2 separate regions of the Homo sapiens genome follow, and region 2 is linked to region 1. Evidence: chromatin loops called from intact Hi-C (ENCODE). Cell type or tissue: natural killer cell. All regions are shown on one strand. Each heading gives the region's core, and the rest is flanking DNA. Links, peaks and the distances in the headings are about the cores only. Region 1 overlaps LOC105372664 (a long non-coding RNA gene). Region 2 has its middle 160 kb from the start of ZFP64.

The links. Peaks named below come from ENCODE experiments on the same cell type or tissue, not always from the same donor. Only the 100,000 strongest peaks of a DNase experiment are listed, where the experiment ranks them.
Region 2: a loop joins it to region 1, with 2.7 times the contacts of the local background. A loop is called at or near these places in 3 of 110 quality-filtered maps.

The regions. Positions count from the first base shown.
Region 1 is chr20:52,077,299-52,089,601 of GRCh38, reverse strand. It overlaps LOC105372664 (a long non-coding RNA gene), which reads right to left. Exons shown (of 3, transcript XR_936849.3): 1 at 6,467-12,303; 2 at 6,040-6,131. It also overlaps a transcript of ZFP64 not described here. Among named protein-coding and RNA genes, the nearest start is that of ZFP64, 110 kb to the left of the region's middle. In natural killer cell, for the core only: CTCF peaks have their summits at 5,561 and 5,761 (motif pointing right); a DNase peak (open chromatin) is centred at 5,761.
Region 2 is chr20:52,024,522-52,036,824 of GRCh38, reverse strand. No RefSeq gene overlaps it. Among named protein-coding and RNA genes, the nearest start is that of ZFP64, 160 kb to the left of the region's middle. In natural killer cell, for the core only: no CTCF peak of the experiment used is centred there; a DNase peak (open chromatin) is centred at 4,804; H3K27ac peaks cover 1,150 bases.

The DNA.
Region 1 (12,303 bases), core at 4,276-6,775:
CAGCTAATATTTTGTATTTTTTGTGTAAAGACAGGGTTTTGCCATGTTGCCCAGTCTGGTCTCAAACTCCTGGGGTCAAGCGATCCACCCACCTCAGCCCCCCAAAGCACTGGAATTACAGGTGTGAGCCACCGCACCTGGCCAAGGTTCACTCTTGATGTTGTACATTCTGCGGTTGTGGACAAATGTATGATGACCTACATCCACCAATAGCTGTCATTCGACACCCTTTTTGCTGGTCAACTTATTAGAACTTTTATTTTGATTTCCATAGTTTTCATTTCTCTAATTTCATTTCCTCCCTTTGCTTTAGTAACTAAGTTCTTGACTTGGGCGTGTCTTTCTGGTTCTGGCTTTCCCCAAGCATTTGTTTATTGGGTAAACTAATTTTATTTGGATATGATCAGCCTGGAAGGGTTGGGCTAGGGGGTAGTGATGAAACATGGCTGGATGGAAGTGTTCTGGGTATGTGGTCTTCTGCTGTCCCTGGCATCTCTAACTTACCAGGCCCTTGTATTCTTTTTCTGACCTCAGCACCCTTTGACCAACAGCCTAGGGGGAGATGCCGTGCTGCTTGCTGTTTGGAAGAAGTGAGAGGAAGGGGTCCACCTGACCATTCTCCATGTGGTTCATGAAGCTGCCCAAGATCCCTACAGCTGCCACTTCTTATCCTGAGTACTTCTATAACCACTGCCATTTTTCCCAAACAGGGTTTGGCCTGTAATTTTCTCCATCAATCAGATTTTTATGTCATCTTTCCCTTAGGATTTCTGAACTATCAATGAATGATACACATTCTTGTTTCCCAATATGCTGATGTAGACTTCAGTATCTTTCTCTCTCAGTATTTGGACAGGAGGAGGCGGCACACCCATATGCCCAGGCTATCATCTTGGTCAAATCTTTGTAGCCATCTTGACCAAAAAACCTTTAACTTTGACTCCTTATGTGTTTGAAGGAGACAAACCGCACAAGTGTGAGTTCTGTGACAAGTGCTTCAGCCGGAAGGACAACCTGACCATGCACATGCGGTGCCACACCAGTGTGAAGCCACACAAGTGTCACCTGTGTGACTACGCTGCCGTGGACAGCAGTAGCCTCAAGAAGCACCTGCGGATCCACTCTGATGAGCGGCCGTACAAATGCCAGCTCTGCCCCTATGCCAGCCGCAACTCCAGCCAGCTCACCGTCCACCTGCGATCTCACACGGGTGAGTCCCTGACCAGGAAACCTCAATCCCTTACTTTTTCTCTAATTTCTTAACCTTCATTTACTTAACAACACAAGCAACTTAAATGACTTGGTGTGGTAGAAGTACAAGAATTTGGAACTTCTGTGATAATTGTGAGATTTGTCATTTTTCTGTTGCCGGAACAACAACTTTTGGTAAAATATGACTGACAGCTGGGTTTTATATCTTGACTATATAGAATCCAGCTGGGAGTAGATACCCACTATAACTGCCAAGAAGCCAATGATGTATCTCAAGTCAGACCTATAAACTAGATGTTTCAGTAAATGTATACACTGATTGCATGGCTAAATTTGGAATGTAGCAGGATCCATTAAGTATAATTAAAAATCACAAACTTTTAATCTTAGGAACTTCCTTTATGGGACCCTACTGAAATGATAGGACCAACTCATCGTGGCATGGAAAAATGGGGTTTGAGATATTCATAAAGATGCTCATAAGTTGAAAATTTTCAATGAATTCCTGGAAAATGGTGAGCAGACAGGAACATAGTGATGTTTAAAACTGAGTATAGAAAGCTGTGTCCCAGCAGACAAATGGGAGGCAGCTGTACAGTTGGAAGCCAAAGTTTCCAGCCAATATCCAAGGGCCCTGAGGGCTCTGGGCTTGGAACAAGCATGTAGACAGCCAGGGCCACAAAGCTTGGGGGACTAGCCAAGGCCTGGCAAAACTGCCCAACCAACCCAGTAGCAGGTGAAACCTCTGGCATCCATGTCTAATCATTAAACCAGTCTACTTTCCCAAATATAGTCCACCAAGGATCATGAGTCATCTATAGGAAATGAATGGAATAAAATGAGCCAAGTCAATAACTAATCCTGGAAGTAAGAGTACTTGGGTAATTTTCACATTCTAATTGGTGTCTACCCACTGGCAGAAATGTTGCATCCAAATAGAGACCTATGAAGAGATAATGAGAACAAAGAAGTATGAAATAAAACTAGGATTGCTAGCTATAAAATTAATGTCCCAGAGATTACGGGAAAAAAATTGGGTGAGTGAACTGAGAATAAGAGCCAGTCCTGAAGTCTGGTTTCTGACCAGGTCTAGGAAGAAAAGAAAATGGAAGTGAGAAGAAAATAGAGTGAAAATAGAAAATCAAATGAGAAATGAAGTCCACAATTCTAAGGGGCCAGGAGAGTAAAAGTGCTCACAGGATTCCAATCAGGATGGAAGGGAGTGGACAGGGGACATCTATATCTAGAAATATGTCTGGGTAGTATTGGCTTCTAGGAGACAATGGAACAGTGCCCTCAAGAGTTGGGAAATGATTTTGAACTTAGAATTCTATACCCAGCCAAACTATCTCAAGTATGAGAGCAAAATAGAATGATGTGCAAGGACTCAAGATTTTACTCCCAGCCACCATGCTAGTGGGAGTTACTAGAAGATAAACTCTAGCAAAGGAAGGGAGGAAACATCTGGCATGATATATTTGATATGTGAATACCTGAATATGGCTAACTGGGATTGCAGCAAAGAGAAATATCAGGCTGATACTTGTATAGAAAGTCAAGAGAAACTAAATCAGAAGTTTTAAAAATCCATTTTAAAAATTCCTTGTGAAAGGGCCGGGCGCGGTGGCTCAAGCCTGTAATCCCAGCACTTTGGGAGGCTGAGGCAGGCAGATCACGAGGTCAGGAGATCGAAACCATCCTGGCTAACACGGTGAAACCCCGTCTCTACTAAAAATACAAAAAAATTAGCTGGGCGTGGTGGCGGGCACCTGTAGTCCCAGCTACTCGGGAGGCTGAGGCAGGAGAATGGCATGAACCTGGGAGGCGGAGCTTGCAGTGAGCTGAGATTGCGTCACTGCACTCCAGCCTGGGCGACAGAGTGAGACTCTGTATCAAAAAAAAAAAAAAAAATTCCTTGTGAAAGTTACAAAATTATGAGAGTGGATGACTTCTGAAATTGAGATTCCTTCTTTCAAGAAACACAGTCTAATCAAGAAGCAAGTTAAAATGTGCCCCCAAATGAGCAACACGTAAGAAAAGAAAACAAAATTATATTGATGGGTGGTTACGCCATCCACTGGCCTGAGTGTGACAGCAGACTTATAAGGAAGTGATTGTAATCCTGGTGCAGTGTTTGGCTCCGATGAATATCACATTCCCAGTCACCATTTAAATTATTTATAGTTGGCTTCTGAACTTGAAATCTGAAAATGATTAAAGTATAAGAATTCACCAGACAGAATGGAAATATTTTTTTACTTAAAGGTGAAAAGAAAGCTACTTCTAACAAGTGAGGAGTTAAGTGTGGAGAAGAGGAGTGAATCCTCAAAAAATCTCAGAAGCTGATGGACTAAAATGTGAGGCTACTACTCAGCTTAAAAGTGTAAAAGTCACAACCACCAGAATGCAGGGGAGAGGTTAGGGAAAGGATGGGTGTGTAGGATAAGATGCTTATCTTTGTGTATATTCAACTGACGTTTAAAGCAGCAACCTCAAAAACAACTAGAAACCCTTAGCAATGTCTCCAGGGAATGGGACTCTAAAGACCATGGCTCTTTATTATTTGTCCCCTGCTGCCATAATTATGCATTAATATTATAAATAAAATTTAGCCTGTAGTTATAAAAGTAAGAAACTTTAACTTGAAATACAAGCTCAATAACTGATGTCATATAGATTAAACACTATAGTAAGCGTCTTCACAGGTCTTAGCTTGATTTGAAGCAGTTGTTTGTAATTTAAATCTCACCTCTTCTTCCACATTCAATTCTGGGATGTCAAGTTAAATGGGAGTTTAGATTTGAAACTGAAGGGGTCATCAAGAGTATGGACTTGAGTGCCATAGTGCCTGGGTTCCAAATCCCTGCTGTTTGACCTGAGCCAAGTAACTTGACCTCTCTGAGCCTCAGTTGTCCCATCTGTAAAGTGGGGGTAATAGTACCCACTCATAGGATTGTTGTGAGGATTGCATTAATATGCACAACAAGTGTTGTCATTAGGAGGTTGGGTTTAGAGTTCACAAAACCCAACCATCTCATGGCGGCCAAGTGTGCTAAGGCAGGTTGGGGTGGGAGGGTCTGTTTTGCCTGCCTGTTCTAATGGAAACACACCTTCCATTGCTAGGGGATACCCCCTTCCAGTGCTGGCTCTGTAGCGCCAAGTTCAAAATCAGCTCGGACTTGAAAAGGCACATGATCGTGCACTCGGGGGAGAAGCCTTTCAAGTGCGAGTTCTGCGACGTCCGCTGCACCATGAAGGCGAATCTCAAATCGCACATCCGCATCAAGCACACCTTCAAATGTCTGCACTGTGCCTTCCAGGGCCGGGACCGGGCTGACCTCCTGGAGCACAGCCGGCTGCACCAGGCCGACCACCCGGAGAAGTGTCCAGAGTGCAGCTACTCCTGCTCCAGCGCGGCCGCCCTGCGCGTGCACAGCAGAGTCCACTGTAAGGACCGTCCCTTCAAGTGTGACTTCTGCAGCTTCGACACGAAGCGGCCCAGCAGCCTGGCCAAGCACGTCGACAAGGTGCACAGGGACGAGGCCAAGACGGAGAACCGGGCCCCTCTGGGCAAGGAAGGGCTCAGAGAGGGCAGCTCCCAGCACGTGGCCAAGATCGTGACGCAGAGGGCCTTCCGCTGTGAGACCTGCGGCGCCTCCTTCGTCAGGGATGACTCTCTGAGATGCCACAAGAAGCAGCACAGTGATCAGAGTGAGAACAAGAACTCAGACTTGGTCACCTTCCCACCGGAAAGCGGTGCCTCGGGACAGCTCAGCACCCTGGTCTCCGTGGGGCAGCTCGAGGCTCCCCTAGAGCCCAGCCAAGACCTCTAGCTCAGCCGAAGAGGGTGGTCAGCTGTCGGAACTTCTGACCAGTGCTGTTGCCCAGCCCTCCAGAGGTGAGGCCACTGAGAGACAGGCTTTGGGCACCACTTCTGGGGCTGGCCGCTCCAACTTCACAGGCCTTCAGAGGCGATGGCTGGGCGACAGTGACGAAAGCAAAGCAAAGCAGGGCTGTGGAGACACTCCTCGCATTTGTCTCTTCCCTCCAAGGATTATCTGAGCAAGTCGACTTGTTCATTCAAAGGCGGGGTCTGCCAAGCCCTGCTCTATCCAATGGGGATAGCTTCTACGTAACGGATTCCAATTTTAAAACTGATCCATCTCTGATGGAATTATTAAACTTAGACGATATAGAAAACTAAAACTAATCTCTAGAGTGGAAAGGGTTAAAGTGAGGAAGGTGTACGTGAAGGGTCTGGGGTTGCTGGAAAACTTCTATTTCATAACCTGGGTGATCGTTCTAAGAGTGTTTGCCTTATATGTTTGTGTGGTTTCTTTTACCTGTTGTCTTACAATAAAAAAGGCAGACTCATGGTAGCATGATGTAAGGAACACTCAATTTTGCAGCCCTCCACAGACAGTTACGGTAGAAGGTTCTCCATCCCCAGCCCGCGCCCCATTCAGTAACTTAATTATAAACGCACATTGGATTTCTCAATGAGTTCCTACTGTAGTAAAACGAAATGCAGTTTGATCTGGAGGTGGCGCCAAAGATCAAGCTAACTAGCCCAGCCTGTGCTTGTCTGTTGTGGAATTCAAAATTCTGTTTAATTCTATTTGGAGAGAAAAGTCCAGGGGCCCAGTGGGCCCTGAGCTTGGTGCTGGGTGCTGGGATATGTGATACGTGGGACAGCCTCACACCAGCATCTGTTTCATCACGGAAAGCATTTAGTGTTTGCTGAACCCACAAACTACTGAAAATCCAACCTCTTCTCATAGATGGACCCTTAGGAGGTTATGAAATCTCAGTGGATATAATACTTACCCAAAGTTGCTTGGTTTCTACTTTTGGCATCTTTCCTTCAAATACTCTTTTTAAATATAAAGTCTTGTGTGCCCTCATCAAGCTGAACATCTCTGGAATTGAAACAGATTAAGTAGATCCATTGTTCCTGGTAAACTAAGAAAAAAGGATGTAAGATTTTATAGGTTGTGTAGAAGGGACTATTTCACTTGTGAAATAGAGGTACCTAGTTTATTTTGTGAATGGTGGTAGTTTGGGCAAATCTGACTCCGTTTAAGTTTTACATCAGGTAGGTGATGGTGTACTGCTGAATCTCTATTGTAAGAAGAAAAGATTAAAATGATGACAGAGACCCAGGATAGAATTAGTCTCTTTGGAGATGATCGTTTTGATCAGAAAAGTGTTTGGTTACTGAATGCTGGTGCTATTGTACAGTTGCTATTGTTACCTTTCTGCTGTTTGTCGTGAATCTGATCTGCGTTTCTGTTCTAGAAGGTTGTTGACCTTTCAAGTGGGAACCCATAGATTGAAATCACATAAACGTTCCTTGTACTTCTTGTTATAGCTCTTTAGACAAAGAGGAAAGATATCAGCCTTTTTAGAAGGCATTTTTTGTTAACAGCTGTATGGACTTTAAGGATTTTATATCCAAGCTGGTATCACCCAGCAAACTTGGATTCCCAATAGAGCAGAGGTGAGTAAAAAGCTGTGAACCCAATATTTACTTCAGGCAGTGGGTGGGGCCATAAAGTTTTTTGCAACTACTCAGCTCTGTGGTTTTAGTGCAAAAGCAACCATAGATTGCAAGAAAAAACAAGTGTGTCTGTGTTCCAATAAAACTTTACAAAAACAGGTGGCAGGCTAGATTTGGCCCATGGTCTTAGAATGTAGCAAGCCCTCCTGCAGAGTACTTTGCTCTGAACTGGCAAGTGTGACTTGTAAAACACACTAAAAGATACCAAATTTTCTGGCAGAGACACAAATGGGATTTGCACAAAGCTGAGAGTGTAGTTCAAGAGAATAAGGCTGAATGAGTATTAAAAAGAATTTGGGTAACTTAAAAGAATTTTTGAGACTGGTAAGAATTCCAAGATTCAGAGAAAAGTAGGCTAAGAGGGAAGTCTAGGACCAGGAAACTTGTAGGAGTAGGGGTAGTCTTACCTTACCATTTCTAGGAAATTAGAAGATGGCAGTGGATGGGGTTAAATCATTCGGAATTGGGGGCTGAACTGGCTAAACCTGCTAGAATGAGACTTAAAATGTACAGGTAATAACCAAATAAAACAGCCTTAATAGAAAGGAGCAGCTGACATGGCACAGACCAGAATGGCAATTCTTACACCAGCCTTGATTTGCAGAGCCCTCTGGATCTGGAAGAGGAAACTGAGAATGTTTGCAGTTTGACTTCACCTGAGCCCCAGGGATCCGCAAACTTTTTCAGTTAAGGGCCAGATAGTAAATGTTTTGAGCTTTGCTGGTCCTACTTGTTATCAGCTCTGTTGCCACTGCTGTTGTAGCACAGAGGTTCCAACTCGGCCACTGTAATGCAGCTACAGAGAATAGGGAAGGAAATAAGTTTAGCTGTGGGCCAATAAAACTTTATTTATAAAAAGGACATGATTTGGAAGGCCAGTCTGTTAACCCCTAAGTACAAGCAACAGGGTGATTGGCCTTGGATAAAAGGCAAGGGGGAAATGTTAACATGAAATTGAGCCAGCATCAGTAATGAGTGTCTATGGTCCCAGCTACTTGGGAGACTGAGCTAGGAAGAACTATTTGAGCCCAAGAGTTCAAGTCGAGCCTGGGTAGCAATGCGACTCCATCTTTAGAAAAATTTCGTGGGGCCACTTTAAGGAAGGTGTTGCTCCATGCCACAGACAGATGAGTTTCCGGTTAGGTATTGGGGAAAACTGGATCCTTTTGATCTTTACTCAGATCAGCTTGTAAAATCTCCACTGAAGAACAGAAATCAAGGCGATCTCCCGCCCCTCTGCTTAAGGTTTCTTGCTGCCTTCTAGACACTACAGAACACAAATAGCTTGTTTGTCTCCCTGTATTTAACCTCTTCTAAGAAAGCAGATGAGCCTCAATTCGAGTTGCCATCATGACTGAGCCAGGCACTGCACTAAGAACTTTACCTGTCTGCAGGTGTTTTTCTCCCAGGTGCTACCCAGAGCTGGGATAGGGTGAGGCACTTGCCTGGGACATGAGACTTAAGGGAGTGCCGAGAACTCAGTCGCCAAAAAATATTTTAATGCAGATTGGCAAACGGTGGCCCCACAGGTCATCTGCTTTGTTTTTGTAGTTCTGTGGAAAGTTGGCCTGGGATTAGGGCAAGTCAGGGCTGTGCAAGCAGAGTTGGATCCCGTGTTTAGAGTTCTGACATCCTGTTCATTGTAGGTTTCTTTTGCATTCATTTTGGTTTTTAAAAAGTTGCGTTATGGTATTTACCTTGATCAGCTGAGATTTGGGATACCACCTTAAATGTGTGCCTGAGGCCATGGCCTCTCCCACCCCACCTAGCCCCTGTCCCTCTTTAAATGCAGAAACTAAAGGATAAGGGGAAGAAACTTCCTAAAACAATATGACCCAGTAATAAATTGGGGCAGGGTGGTGACATCCTAGAAGCTGTCTCTTGTTTCCTTGAGATGGAGTTTCACGCTTGTCGCCCAGGCTGGAGTCCAATGGCGCGATCTCAGCTCACTGCAACCTCTGCCTCCTGGGTTCAAGCAATTCTCCTGCCTCAGCCTCCCAAGTAGCTGGAATTACATACGCCTGCCATCATGACCTGCTAATTTTTTGTATTTTTAGTAGAGACAGGGTTTCACTATGTTGGCCAGGCTGGTCTCGAACTCCTGACCTCGTGATCCACCTGCCTCGGCCTCCCAAAGTGCTGGGATTATAGGCGTGAGCCACCATGCCTGGCCAAAAGCTGCCTCTTTTAAATATTTAACAGACAAAGACTGTATATATTCGGTGTCTATAATGTGTTGATTGGAAATACCTAAGCATCGTGTAATGACTACCACAGATTAACACAGCTGCCACCACTCATGCTGTGCCTTACAACCCAAAATTTGTTCATGTCATGACAAAGATTGTGCCCTTTGATCAACATCTCCCCGTTTCCCCCAACTCCTGGCAACCATCCTTCTACTCTGAGAAGCCACCTTTTTTTTAGTTATAAGCGAATGCAGCTGAAGATGGGAAATCCCTGCCTCGTTCAGCTAGGGGGATGTCATCTGAGTCTATTTTACTCTTCTGTAAAATGGGTCATGTCAGGCATTTGGCCTAATGATGCAATCTACTGACTTAAGAGAAGTTGGCTTCCCTCTGTCTCCCCCACCCCCTGAGCCCTGCTTGCTTTTTTTCTTTTGTAGGGGGAGGAGGAATAACCAAGATCTAGGTACTGTGGCCTTATGATCAGCAGGGATCATGATTTCTATCTTCCCATGCCCCCTGCCACACACATCTTCAACACATAGTCTCAGATGACACCTTAAGCGCCAACTAGGACAGAAGGTCATGTCCTTAACACCGCTGGGAAGTCGCACATAAGCTGCTGCTTGCCTCCCCACCTAGTCACACACCATAGCTCTACAAAGGACACGGGGAAGCAGGTTCCTCTGGAGTGGGCTGTGCCGGTGAAAACCTGGAAGGGGAGATGCTGAACTCATGAGCATCCTCTGCTGTCTGCACAGTAAGGCAGCCTCATAGGGGTGGGAGGCATTAATAGCTTTTTCCATGGGGCACGTGATACGGGTCCTAAAGACCCTGAGATGTTACATTTGCAAGTATTTGTCTTATCTGGGCTTTATGGGGACAGTTTTGCCTGCTGCTTGTGGATGTTGGGCCATGACAGTCTTCCAAGGCATCCTAAGGCTCTACTCCAGTAGCTCTCCACCGTGCCTGCCTGCTGCGGTCCCCTGGGGGCCTCTTTGGTGTTTGAAATATCTCAGGGGAGGTACAAGGGCATCTCTACTTTCTAAAGTTCTGCAGGTGATTGTAGTGTGGAACCAGGGTGGGAAGAGCCATGTGAGTTGGAGACAGACCGTCTTCATAGGCTGTGCTGTCACAAAGGGCCCCATAGTCAGGAGGCCCCCTGTTTGGTTGCATGTTCTGTCATCGACTTTAAATTCTTAATTTTTTTAATAGCAATTTTGAAAATATTTTGCATCGGGCTTTGCAAATTGTAACAGCCAGTTTTCTGAAGAAAAGGGCATACCTCAGCCTGTCTGCATCACTGGAAAGCTGTGGGAAGGGCCTTCGACCATTGAAATCAAGACTCCTGGATAGGGGGGACCAGGTCTCTGGATGGGAGGGACAAGCACTGGCGCCCACTAACATTCACTAGTATCCCCTCCATTATTTTGATGGTTCCTCACAATGGAAGGCATTTGCCTTCATCTTTGCAAGGGAAAATTGATCTTCAGAGATGTTAACTTGCTCAGCATCATGCAGCTGATACAGGGGAGTCAAACCTGCTGTGCTGAACTCTGGCACCTGCAGTCTTTCTCCACTAGCTTCCTTTTTTTTTTTTTTTTTTTTTTTTTTTTGAGGTGGAGTCTTGCTCTGTCACCCAGGCTGGAGTGCAGCAGTACTCACTGCAGCCTCTGCCCCCCAGGTTCAAGCAATTATCCCACCTCAGCCTCCCGAGTAGCTGGGATTATAGGCACATGTCACCATGCCTGGCTAGTTTTTGTATTTTCAGTAGAGACGGTTTCACCATGTTGCCCAGGCTGGTCTTGAACTCCTGACCTCAAGTGATCCTCCCACTTCGGCCTCCCAAAGTGCTGGGATTAGAGGTGTGAGCCACCACACCCAGCCTTCCACTAGCTTCCTTAACCTCTCACCTTAGTCTAGGGTGTCTCCCACTGGCAGAGGTGGACAGCTCAGGAACAGAATCATGAGTTCTAAGTGTTGAGATAGAACAAAGTCTTCTTTGCAAGAATAGTGAGGTCTATAGTAGGGTGGGAAAAAATTTCAAATGTGAGCATCATTAGGTTGGAAAAACGTCCCTGGGCTGCGTGTGTGCTAGGGCAAGTATTGCAGGAATGACCAATGTTGCATTCCCCCAACATAGGCAGGTTACGAAATTATAAATGTTGCTTAAATGCTTATCTTTGGTAACCAAACATGGATTTATGTGAGTTTAAGTGGCCACCTGAGCTTGAGAAGCTGCTGTCAGGAGACATTCACAATTGCATCTCGTTTGCTCCCCACATGCTGCTTCAGATGCTGCTTTTTTTTTTTTTTTGTAGAGATGGGTTCTTGCTTTGTTGCCCAGGCTGGTCTCAACTCCTGGCCTCAAGCTATCCTCCCCACTTGGCCTCCCTAAGTGCTTTTTACAGCTGTGAGCCACTGCACCTGGCCCACTTCTATTTTAATAGAGATAAAAGTGAAGGCATGAGAGACAGAAGCCTGTCTGAGGTCAAGCAACTTGTCAGGATTAGAACCTGCGTCTTAGGTCTCTGAGGTGGATCCCCTTTCAATACCCCTTGCTTAGGAGGACCTGCTTTAAGACACAGTGCATTCTGAGTCATGGACCCCTTTGGCAATTCGATGAAATCTGTGAATCTGCTCAGTGATGTTTAAAAGAATAAAATACATAGGTTTGCAAAAGGAAACTGCCATTAAAATAATAGTTATCAAAATATTTTTAAATTGTTAAGTGTGTTTTTATTAACACTAAATACAAGATCTATCAGCAGATCTAGTAACTACTTTTATTTTGAAGTAGCAATCTACAATGGCCATGATGTTATACGAAAATATCCAATTTATTTTGTTGACTAAAGCACAGGTTGTCTAATGCTACTGTGATTTGGTGCCTACCTCCAAAATTGGCAGAAATACTGGATTTCGTTCAGAGGCTAGTGAAACTAAAGATTCATTTTCTGGCCAGGTGCAGTGGCTCGTGCCTGTAACCTAAGTACTTTGGGAGGCCAAGGTGGGCAGATCACGGAAGGCCAGGAGTTTGAGACCATCCTAGGCAACAGAGTGAGACCCTGTCTCTACACAAAATTTTTAAAAATAAAAGATTTTCACACCTAAGTTCCTGGACTTGCAAAATTCCATACACTGTCCCCCTCACCTCACATTAGATCTCTGATGTTAAGGCTGGGCATGGTGACTCACACCTATAACCCCAGTACTTTAGGAGGCCGAGGAGGGCAGATCATTTGAGGCCAGGAGTTCGAGACCAGCCTGGCCAACATGGTGAAACCCTGTCTCTCCTAGACATACAAAAATTAGCCAGGCATAGTGGCATGTGCCTATAATCCC
Region 2 (12,303 bases), core at 3,647-6,146, 52 kb after region 1:
CACATTGGGCTGAGGCAGGTAGGTCACTTGAGGCCAGGAGTTCGAGAACAGCCTGGCCAACATGGTGAAACCCCATCTCTACTAAAAATATAAAAATCATTTTTCTTATATTTTACTATATTACATGGCTTGGTATGTGTTCTAGAACACAGGAAATGGTCCGTGTATATTTGCTAGATTAAAAAGAAAGTGATGGAGAGAAAAAAGTCCTACCTAGAACCTTGTTTTTGGAAAAAGTATTAACTAACACATCGAGGTTTTATTTGGGGTTTGGATGGACACCCTCTAGGATCACCTGAAAGCATTAACTCCCATAGTTTGCAGTTTATTTTTTAATTTTTAATTTTATTTTATTGTAAGTTTTGGGATACAAGTGCAGGACATGTTTATTTATTTAAATCCTCAAGGGGGAAAACGTGAAAATTGAGGCCTTCTTGAAGAGAACAAGTTGGATTGGCAAGAGGGAATGGTTGCTTTCTGACAAGGAGAGGTGGAGGTTGTTCTTTTAACAGATTGTGCAATAGCTCCTGCTCTAGGGAGACCCCATGCCTGCCTGCCAGTGGCTCACCTTCAAGAGAGAGTCAGACCCAGAGACAGGTCTTTGCAGAGCTGTGTGTTAGGTGTCAGCAGAGAGTGGGCAGAGGGCCAAGGAGTGCTGGGCAAAATGACAAGGATCAGGCCAGGCATGGTGGCTCACACCTGTAACCCCAGCACTTTGAGGGGCCAAGGCGAGAGAATGGCTTGAGCCCAGGAGTTCAATACCAGGCTGGGCAACATAGTGAGACCCCCATCTCTAAAAAAATAAGTAAATAAAAATAACTGATCACAGTGGCATGTGCCTGTAGTCCCAGCTACTTGGGAGGCTGAGATGGGAGAATTACTTGAGCCAAGGAAGTTGAGGCTGCAGTAAGCTGTGATCATGCCACTGCACTCCAGCTTGGGCAACAGAGCAAGACCCTGTCTCAAAAAAACAAAAATAAAAAAGGCAAAGGCCAGCGTGTTATCCAAACGTGTCAGTTTCTGGTGACAAATGGAGCCACGGGGTGGAGCAAGGGTTGGGGAGTGACAATCTCATCGGAGCAAGCTTGACACGTGAGCTCAATGCAGCATTAAAGCCTTGGCCATAGATGGGAGGACATTCAAATGTGTCATCCTTGGGTCAAGTCAGTCCCCAGATCTGTCAAAACACCCCTGGCCCCAGGCCAGCCTTTGTAGAAGGAATTGTTTTCCTGAACCACCGCCATGTTTCATTTCCTCACTGTCTGTGTGCACAATCTCTCCAGTTTAGATTATTCCAGATAGTTTTATAAAGCCTTTTTCTTTTTTTTTTTTTTGGAGTTGGAGTCCCACTCTGTCGCCCAGGCTGGAATGTAGTGGCACGATCTCTGCTCACTGCAACCTCCACCTCCCAGGTTCAAGCAATTCTCCTGCCTCAGCCTCCATAGAAGCTGGGATTACAGGCACACGCCACCATGCCTGGCTAATTTTGTATTTTTAGTAGAGACGGGGTTTCTCCATGTTGGTCAGGCTGGTCTTGAACTCCTGACCTCAGGTGATCCGCCCACCTCAGCCTCCCAAAGTGCTGGGATTACAGGCGCGACCCACCGCCCACGGCCTGCCTTTTTCTGTAAGGTACAAAAGGAGTACGTGAACATTGCAAAAAACTTATAAAATACATATATAAGGAAAGAAAAAAATTAACCACTACCCCACCACCCAGAGATAACCACTGACTGTTAAGATCTTGGTGTTATTGAGGTCAGGAGTTCAAGACCAGCCTGGCCAACATGGCAAAACCCCATCTCCACTAAAAAATACAAAAAATTAGCTGGGTGTGGTGGCGGGTGCCTGTAATCTCAGATACTCGGGAGGCTAAGGCAGGAGAATTGCTTGAATCTGGGAGGCAGAGGTTGCAGTGAGCCAAGATCGTGCCACTGCACTCAGCCCGGACAACAGAGCGAGACTCTATCTCAGAAGAAAAAGGGAAATAATCATGATCTTGTAGGACTGTCATAAGGATCACATAAGCTAACACATGTAAACAGCTGATGCATGGTCTGGCATATGTTAGCTTTAGCTATGATTTTGCCAGATTGTTTTTTAATTATGTGCAACAATTAATCGTTAAAATAGCCGGCTATTTCAGTTGCTTTCTATTTTTCGCTGGTTTACATAAAAGTGCAGTGAGCTTATATAGGTAAAATTTTGTGGCCGGGCCCGGTGGCTAACACCTGTAATTCCAGCACTTTTGGAGGCTGAGGCGGGTGGATCATGAGGTCAGGAGTTCAAGACCAGCCCAGCCAAGATGGTGAAACCCTATCTCTACTAAAAATACAAAAAAAAATTAGCCAGGCTTGGTGGCGGATGCCTGTAATCTCAGCTACTCGGGAGGCTGAGGCAGAGAATTGCTTGAACCCAGGAGGTGGAGGTTGCAGTGAGCAGAGATTGTGCCACTGCACTCCAGCCCGGGCAACAGAGCAAGACTCTGTCTCAAAAAAAAAAAAAAAAAACTTTCTGCATATCCTCAATTATTCTCTTAGGGAAAAATATTCGTGATGATTGGTCATAAGCTTCTCTCCCCAATCAAGCTGTTTCTCTTATTATATAATGATTTCTTCTGCTTTGTTTTTCTATCACCAAATGTCTCATATCTCATAGATCGTACGAACAGCCCTCAAGCAATAGTTGTTGAATGAATAAATATATAAATAATGAGAAGCATACTTTATTTTCCTAGTATAAGCTTGTGTTAGTCCGTTTTCACGCTGCTAATAAAGACATACCCGAGACTGGGCAATTTACTAAAGAAAGAGGTTTAATGACTTAGACTTCCACATGGCTGGGGAGGCCTCACAATCATGGCAGACGGCAAGCAGGAGCAAGTCATATCTTACGTGGATGGTGGCAGGCAAAGAGATTGGTCAGGAAAACTCCCCTCATTATACCATCAGGTCTCATGAGACTCACTGTCACAAGAACAGCATGGGAAAGACCTGCCCCCATGATTCAAGTACCTCCCACCGGGTCCCTCCCACAACGCGTGGGAATTCAAGATGAAATTTGGGTGGGGACACAGCCAAACCATAGCAAAGCTGACGTATTAATATGCTCTGCCGTCAGTGTTTCATAAATGGCACATGGTGGGAACCTATGGGAGAGGCTGCCCTTTACCTTAGTTAGCCATTCTTTTCTTCCCTATAAACAGAAACCCTTACTGTTAACAGGATTCTTTGCTGTCCAGAATAAAGACTACATTTCCCAGCTTCCCTTACAACTAGGTATGGTCATGTGACTGTTCTGAAAAATGAGATGTAAATGCATGTGTCACAGGCGACTTCCCAATAACAGCCTTAGGGAAGGAGTGGGGTCTATCTGCTGCCCCTCCTCTTTACTGCTAGGTAAATGTTGACGTGCTCTCCGGAGCTCATGCTTCCATATTGAACCACAGTGAAAACTACAAGTTGAGAATAGTAGAACAGATAGAACGAGCCCCAGTTCCTGATAATCATGAAATCACCATATTGGCTCTGTACTGCCTATAGATATGCAAGAAAAATAAACTTCTCTCTGTGTTTAAACCACTGTTACTTTAAGTTTTCTATCTTTCCTAGCCAGACCTAATCCTAACTGATTTGGGGCTCAATAACTTTTTGTTGACTGATGGAATGGATAGTGTATGCATAGATTCTATAGGTTTGCATTTTGCAAAGCATTTTCTCAAGCATTAATTTGTTTAATTTGGTAAAAGTAAAAAACTACTTTCCCAATCCTATAACTTCTAAAACCTACTAGCCTCTGATATTTTCTGTAATGTGATATGTCATGTAGGATGCATTTGTGCACAAAGGTAACACAATATGGCTTGGACAAAGACGTTTAATTGTCTCAGAAAACAAAAATCTTGCATCTCCAAAAGATTCAACAGTGTCATCCAGGACAGGGGCACGTCCTATCCTCCACATGACCTTCCTCAGCACTTCACTGATGTCTTACTTCATTGTCCCAGGACAGCTGCCACTGCAACCAATATCATATTCTCTCTCTCTCTTTTTTTTTTTTTGAGACAGAGTCTCTCTCTGTCACCCAGGCTGGAGTGGAGTGGTACAATCTCAGCTCACTGCAACCTCCACCTCCCGGGTTCAAGCAATTCTGCTGCCTCAACCTCCCGAGTAGCTGGAATTACAGGCGTGCACCACCACACCGGGCTTGTTTTTGTATTTTTAGTAGAGACAAGGTTTCACCATGTTGGCCAGGCTGGTCTCAAACTCCTGACCTCAAGTGATCCGCCTGCCTCAGCGTCCCAAAGTGCTGGGATTACAGGTGTGAGCCACCATGCCTGGCCTACAACAAAGTCTTATGCAAAAAGAGCTACAAAGCCTTCACAGGTATGGTGTCTTTTACCAGAATGAAACAGTCCCTCTCCTTAAGGCATAACAAACAACATCTTCCGAAGCCACGCCAAGAAGTGTGTTCAGATCATGTCTTCATTCTTCTGAATTTCAAGTGAAAGAGCTGCCTTCTTGGAACTTTGTAGAAATCTAAGATGTGTACTAGAGCTGCTCAAAGACCTGCCATTTACTTACTGTACTTGTGTTATCAAAGACTCCATAAAATCAAGTGATTTCCTCTGCTTTTGTCCAGGCCGCCAAAGAACGTGGCGCTTAGTCACTTCAGATTCCCTTCTGTCTGTGATCCCCTCTGAGAAATAAAGCCATAAATATGCTGAGTTCTGTTGACATTCACACCGGAAATAGCACAGAGCTCCAAGTATTGTGGTCTCCTTTCCGATTTTATTGCTAAACAGCAAGAAAAACAGCAGAGGGGCTTTCCTGGCGAGTCAGAGAAATGCAACGTGGTTTTTTGTGTGTTTTTTTTTCTCCGCAAGACAGAGGAAACTATCTCTTCACACCATTGCCAAAGCCAAGAGACTTCGAATGAACAGATAGAGCCCAGAGCAGAACAAACACCATTTGATAAAATGCTTAGAGCACGTCTCCCCACACGGGCAGGGACTATGAGCGTCTGAAAAGCAGAGGTCCGGCCTCCCCTCCTCCCCAACTCAAGGTTGAAAATATCAACAACATTCCTGTCCACTGTAATCAAATACTTACGCAAAAAGCTATGGAATGCACAATAATTTGTCAGGCATCCTTTTAGCAGAGTCCACTAGAGCAAACTCTGGTAGGCTTCCTTGACCCTCAGAGACTGTGCCCTTTAACCTTATTTGGGTCTCTTTTATGGGGGCCTTCACTCTGACCAGATGGCTAAACTATCAAAGGGTTTTATGAGTAAAAACTGCTTTCCCAACTCGTAAGTTGTATATTTCTTTCCATGTTAATGTGAACTATCAACCCAGAGGCTTTAAATTGAAAACACAAGAGGTGTCCTGCAGCTGGGGCTCCCCCCGCCATCCCAGCATTGTGTGTGACCACAAGGGTGATGGGTGTTTGCAGAGAAAACAGCTGACACCCAGATGAGGACAATTTCAGCTAAATATTTAAAATGGCCATCAAGAAAGGAATGATTGATTGATTTTTTTTTTTTTTTTTTTTTTTGGTTCAGGCCATGATCTTTTATCAAGCTGCAGGCAAACATGCTTCCTACATAAATCCAAACTGTATCTTTCTTTTCTTCCATCCCATCCTGTGCATCCACTTTTCAGGGAGGCTGGGTGGCAAATTAAACATAATTAGATCAAATTCTGTGGAATCCAAAGTAGAAAAGGATGCTGTCTCTCAATGTTGAATTTCAAGTTAAATAGTCCTGAGACCTTGAATTGGCTGTATGTGTACACTTATAGTTTGTTTTGTATAATTCTTGAAAATTTTCATAAGAAATGATCAGGATGAGTTGATGCAACGAATATTTATGAGTGAAAACCAGGAGGCTGACACTGTTCTAACACTTAGCAGGCTGCGTGAACAAGAGAGCAGACACTTCATTGAGAAAGTGCTTATGTTCTAGTGGAGAGACGAACAACAAAGAACCCCAAAATGGCAGGTGGTAATAAGCAATGGGACAGGACAGTGGGACAGGGGCTAAGTGCATAGATTCTGCATGGTTAGGAAAGACCCCACTGGGGAGGTGATGACAAAGTAAAGATCTGAATGAGAAGAAGGAGAACAACTCAGGAAGATGTGGCTAGCGCTCCCATTAGACATGTAACGTGCAGCCGGGCGCGGTGGCTCATGCCTGTAATCCCAACATTTTGGGAGGCAGAGGCAGGTGGATTGCTTGAATCCAGGGATTTGAGACCAGCATGGGCAACATAGTGAGACCCTGTCTCTACAAAAAAATACAAAAATTAGCCAGGTGTGGTGGTGCACACCTGTAGTCCCAGCTACTCAGGAGGCTGAGCCCAGGAGATAGAGGTTGCAGTGAGCTACGCTTGCCCCAAATGTACTGTACCAGCCTGGGTGGCAGAGTGAGACTCTGTCTCAAAAAAAAAAAAAAAAAAGAAGTAATGTGAGCCATGTCTGTAATGCTAAAATTTTCTAGTAGCCAGATTTTAAAAAGTAAAAGGAAATGTATGGAAATAATTTAATATATTTTATATTTTTAGTTTATTTCTATTATAATTTATTATATATATTTTTATTTTGTTACTTATTTAATAATACTAGATATATATTTCTGAGACAGTGTCTTGTTCTGTCACCCAGGCTGGAGTGCAGTGGCACATTCATATCTCATTTCCACCTCGAACTCCTGGGCCCAAGCAGTCCTCTTGCCTCAGCCTCCTGAGTAGCTAGGACTATAGGCATGAGCCACTGTGCCTGGCCTATTTTATTATATTTAGATCCATATGTACTATTATATTTTCTAGTAGCTATATTTTAAAAGGGTAAAAAGAAATGGGTGAGCCGTATGCAGTGGTGTGAGCCTGTAGTCTCAGAGTTTCTCAGGAGGATGAGGTAGGAGGATGGCTTGAGCCTAGGAGTTTGAATCTACCCTGGGCAACATAATGAGACCCAGTCTTATAATAATATGAAGAAGAAAAGAAGAAGGAGGAGGAGGAAAAGGAGGAGGAGGGGGAGGAGGGGGAGACGGAGGAGGAAGAAAGAAGAAATGGGTAGAAACAATTTTAATATATTTTATTTTTATTTTTATTTTTTATTTTTTCTTCTTTTTTTTGAGACAGAGTTTCAGTCTTGTCACCCAGGCTGGCATGCAATGGCATGGTCTCGGCTCACTGCAACCTCTGCCTCCCAGGTTCAAGCGATTCTCCTGCCTCAGCCTCCCACGTAGCTGGGATTACAGGCATGCACCACCATGCCCAGCTAATTTTTGTATTTTCAGTAGATAGGGTTTCACCATGTTGGCCAGGATGGTCTCAAACTCCTGACATCAGGTGATCCACCTGCCTCAGCCTCCCAAAGTGCTGGGATTACAGGCATAAGCCACCGTGCCTGGCCAATTTTAATACATTTTGTTTGATTTTAATAATATATTTATTTGCATTGTCATCATTTTTATTTATTTTAAATTTTTAATTTTGCTTATTTGTTTATTTAATAATACATTTTATTATATTCAACTCATATGTAGTGTTAAATTTTCTCATAGCCAGTTTTAAAAGATTTTTAAAAAGAACACAGAAAAAACAGGTACAACAAGCCAGGCATGGTGGCACACACCTATAGTCCCAGCTACTCGGGACATTGATGTGAGAACACAAGTTGAGCCCAGGAGTTTGAGGCCAGCCTATGAAATGCAGTGAGACCCTGTCTCTAAATAAATAAATAAAAAGGAAAAAACCAAGTAAAATAATTTTAATAATATCTTTTATTTTTATTTAATCTATTTTTTTCCAAAATATTGTCATTTCAAAATGATTTTCAAAAATGTTTTTTAAAAAGTAGATGAAAGGCCAGGCGCGGTGGCTCAAGCCTGTAATCCCAGCACTTTGGGAGGCCGAGGTGGGCGGATCACGAGGTCAGGAGATCAAGACCATCCTGGCTAACACGGTGAAACCCCATCTCTACTAAAAATACAAAAAATTAGCCGGGTTCGGTGGCGGGCGCCTGTAGTCCCAGCTACTCGGGAGGCTGAGACAGGAGAATGGCGTGAACCCGAGAGGCGGAGCTTGCAGTGAGCCGAGATCCCGCCACTGCACTCCAGCCTGGGTGAAAGAGCGAGACTCCGTCTCAAAAAAAAAAAAAAGTAAATGAAATATTTTACATTCTTCTTTTCATACCAAGTCTTCACAATCGTGTGTATTTTACACCAACAACACACCTCAATCTAGACTGTAAATTCTCACTAGAAGTACTTGATCTGAATTCAGGTTTCATACAGTTGACAGTCACAAAGGTAGATTCCTATATCCCAGTTGTACTAAAGATACTTAAAAGTTTTCTAATAACTGAGTGAAGTTGTTAGATGTTTTCTAATTACTGAGTGAAGTTATTAGATGTTTTCTAACTACTGAGTGAATTTATCAGTTTTGAAGTTTTAATGCAGATTAAGTAAAATGAAAAATCCAGTTCTGGCAGGGCAAGGTGGTTCAGGCCTGTAATCCCAGAACTTTGGGAGGCCGAGGCAGGTGGATTATCTGAGATCAGGAGTTCAAGACCAGCCTGGCCAACATGGGGAAACCCCATCTCTACTAAAAATACAAAAATTAGCCGAGCGTGGTGGCATGTGCCGGTAATCCCAGCTACTCAAGGAGGCTGAGGCAGGAGAATCGCTTGAACCCGGGAGGCGGAGGTTGCAATGAGCCAAGATAGTGCCACTGCATTCTGGGGGAGAGAGCGAGACTCTGCCTCAAAAAAAAATAAAAAATAAAAATCCAGTTCCTCCCATGCACCAGTCACATCTCAAGTGTGGAGTCACCACCTGGGCCATGTGGCGACCTGATGGACAGCAGAAGTCTGGGGAAGGACATCAGAGGCCCAAGAACAACTAGAGCAAGCTCTGGAAGCTGGGAAGAGCTTGGCATATGCCAGGAGCAAAGGGTGGCCAGGAGCTGCAGGGCACCCAGACAGGGAGGAGCGGCAGGGATGGGCTGCCAACACCTTGCATCTCCTTGGATCCACAGGCTGGGTGAAGAGCTCGGATTGACCATACTTGTTAGTCCCCAGTTGGTAAGAGGGATGCAAGACCAGGATAAATTTCTCTGTGATAGCTTGGAGAGTACCGTATCAAGAGGAAAGTAACATGTCCATGACGTAGAACCTAGGAACACACCCTCAGGAATGTCCCAAGGTCATAAGGAAGCTCACGGCATGGCTGGAATGGCAAAATATTGCCAACAGCCTAAATATCCACCAGGCAGGGGAAGGGTAATAGACTGTGATCTGTTCCCAAAAGGATCATCACTGCAATTGAAAAGAATCATATGTGTCAACACGTCATATCTTTTTTTGTTTTGTATTTTGTTTTTTGTGTTTTTTTTGAGGCAGAGTCTTGCTCTGTTGCCCAGGTTGAAGTGCAGTGGTGCAGTCTCAGCTCACTGCAACATCCACCTCTTGGGTTCAAGCGATTCTTCTGCCTCAGCCTCCAGAGTAGCTGGGATTACAAGCACCCACCAGCACGCCTGGCTAATTTTTGTATTTTTAGAGAGGCAGGATTTCACCATGTTGGCCAGGCTGGTCTTAAACTCCTGACCTCAGGTATTTGCCAGCCTCGGCCTCCCAAAGTTCTGGGATTACAGGCATGAGCCACTGCACCCGGCCTATTTCCTTCTTTTTTAAGGCTGAATAATATTTTATTGTATGTATATACCACATTTTTTAAATCCATTCATCTGTCATCTGGTAAAGGCAGATAATTATTTTAAATATAGCAGATGGGGCTGAGCGCAGTGGCTCCTGGCCAACATGTTACATCTTAAAAACAAAAGGATGAATAAAAGAAGAAACTATGTATATAAATTAAGAATACCTTATAGCATTTAAAGATACAGGTAAATACATATACACACATAGACATGGACACATACATTTATTACTAAACTGATTAACATGGGCTGGAAGGAAACATCAGTTTCATGATAGCCATAGCTCCTGGGGAGGCATTGAGGTCCAGTGGGCTCAACTTTATCAGTACTGTCTTATTTTTAATTAAAATAGTATCAGCCAGGCGTGGTGGCTCACACCTGTAATCCCAGCACTTTGGGAGGTCAAGGCAGATGGATCACAAGGTCAGGAGTTCAAGACCACCCTGGTCAATATGGTGAAACCCCATCTCTACTAAAAATACAAAAATTAGCCGGGCATGGTGGTGGGCACCTGTAATCCCAGCTACTCTGGAGGCTGAGGCAGGAGAATTGCTTGAACCCGAAAGGTGGAGGTTGCGGTGAGCCAAGATCATGCCGTTGCACTTCAGCCTGGGTGACAGAGTGAGACTCCGTCTCAAAAAGATAAATAAATAAAATTTAAAAAAATAGTATATAAGATGCTACAACACAATGGTTATATTTAGTAATCTTAAGTAGTGAAGCTGTAAGTGTTTGTTATACTTTATTCTGTACTTTTCAGTTGCTTTAAATATTCTCCAAATTTAAATAAAAACAAACCTATGATAAAAGAAGAGAAAAGAAACCTCTTTCACTTCCAGCCCTCTATATTGTCTGTGCCTGTGTCTCCTGTAACCTTCCAGTGCTGTCCAGGGCTTACAATTAGAGAGTACAGATCTATTACATACAGTGTTTACTTATAACATTTTCTGGGGGGAGAAAAGTTTCTGGCCTCGTCCAGCAATGTCTAAGTCAGACAAGCAAGATAATTTTTAACTCTTTCCTCACTAGCATCAAGCCACGTATTTTTCTTTTCTTTTCCTGTGGCTTCAGGATTTTGAGCCCTACATGCTCCTCTACCTCTCAACATTTGGACCACTAAAGGCTAAATATGTTCCATGTTGAATGGAAAAAATAAGTAACGAATAATTTAAAAGTTGGCCACACAGTTCTCCATTGCTTCAAAGAAAATAAGTGTCTCAGCCGGGCACGGTGGCTCACGCCTGTAATCCCAGCACTTTCGGAGGCCGAGGCGGGCAAATCACAAGGTCAGGAAATCGAGACCATCCTGGCTAACACGGTGAGACCCCGTCTCAACTAAAAATACAAAAAATTAGCCGGGTGTGGTGGCGGGCGCCTATAGTCCCAGCTACTTGGGAGGCTGAGGCAGGAGAATGGCATGAACCCAGGAGGCGGAGCTTGCAGTGAGCTGAGATCATGCCACTGCACTCCAGCCTGGGCGACAGAGTGAGACTCCATCTCAAAAAAAAAAAAAAGGTCTCTTGTTTGTTTTCTGAAGCTCTAACTGCTTCTACAGGCTGTCTCTAAATCCATCACTAGCTGCACAGCCTTTGTTGTTCAACCTCCCCAAGCCTTAGTTTGCTCATCTGCCGTATCGGGATAATAATAATCGGACCTAGCCAGGCGCAGTGGCTTAGGCCTGTAGTCCCAGCACTTTGGGAGGCAAAGGCAGGTGGATCACCTGAAGTCGGGAGTTCAAGACTAGCCTGACCAACATGGAGAAACCCCATCTCTACTAAAAATACAAAATTAGCCGGGCGTGGTGGCACATACCTGTAATCCCAGCTACTGGAGAGGCTGAGACAGAAGAATCACTTGAACCTGGGAGGCAGAGTTTGCCAGGAGGCAGAGTTTGCCATGAGCCGAAATCACACCATTGCACTCCAGCCTGGGCAACAAAAGCAAAACTCCGTCTCAAAAAAATAAATAAATAATCAGACCTTCTTCACAACACCAATAGGAGATGTAAAGGTCTTAGTACAGTTTTTATTAAATACATTTGTATTATTTTTCTGGTATCTTGATCTCTTTTTGTCACTCGATATGACAGGGTAATTTTTTTTTTTTTTTTTTTTGAGACAAAGTCTCACTCTGTTGCCCAGGCTGGAGTGCAGTGGCACGACCACAGCTCACTGCAGCCTTGACCTCCCAGACTCAAGTGATCCTCCCACCTCAGCCTCCCAAGTAGCTGAGACTACAGGCACACACCACCACACCCAGCTAATTTTTAAATTTTTTGGTAGAAATGAGATCTCACTATGTTGTCCAGGCTGGTCTTGAACTCCTAGGCTCAAGCAATCTTTCAGCCTTGGCCTCTCAAAGTGCTGGTATCACAGGTGTGAACCACTGCACCTGGCCCTGGGTGACTATTTTGGATAGTGGCTTAGAACATAGGCTTTGTGGTCAGACAGGTGGGTTGTAAACCTAGCTCACCCACTTTTTAAGTGAACTTGGGTAGCTTACTAGCCATACAGGGGTTGAGAAAACTAAATGAGATAGTCCTTTAAAGATGCCAGCAGGAGACCTGGCATGTATGTGATCAA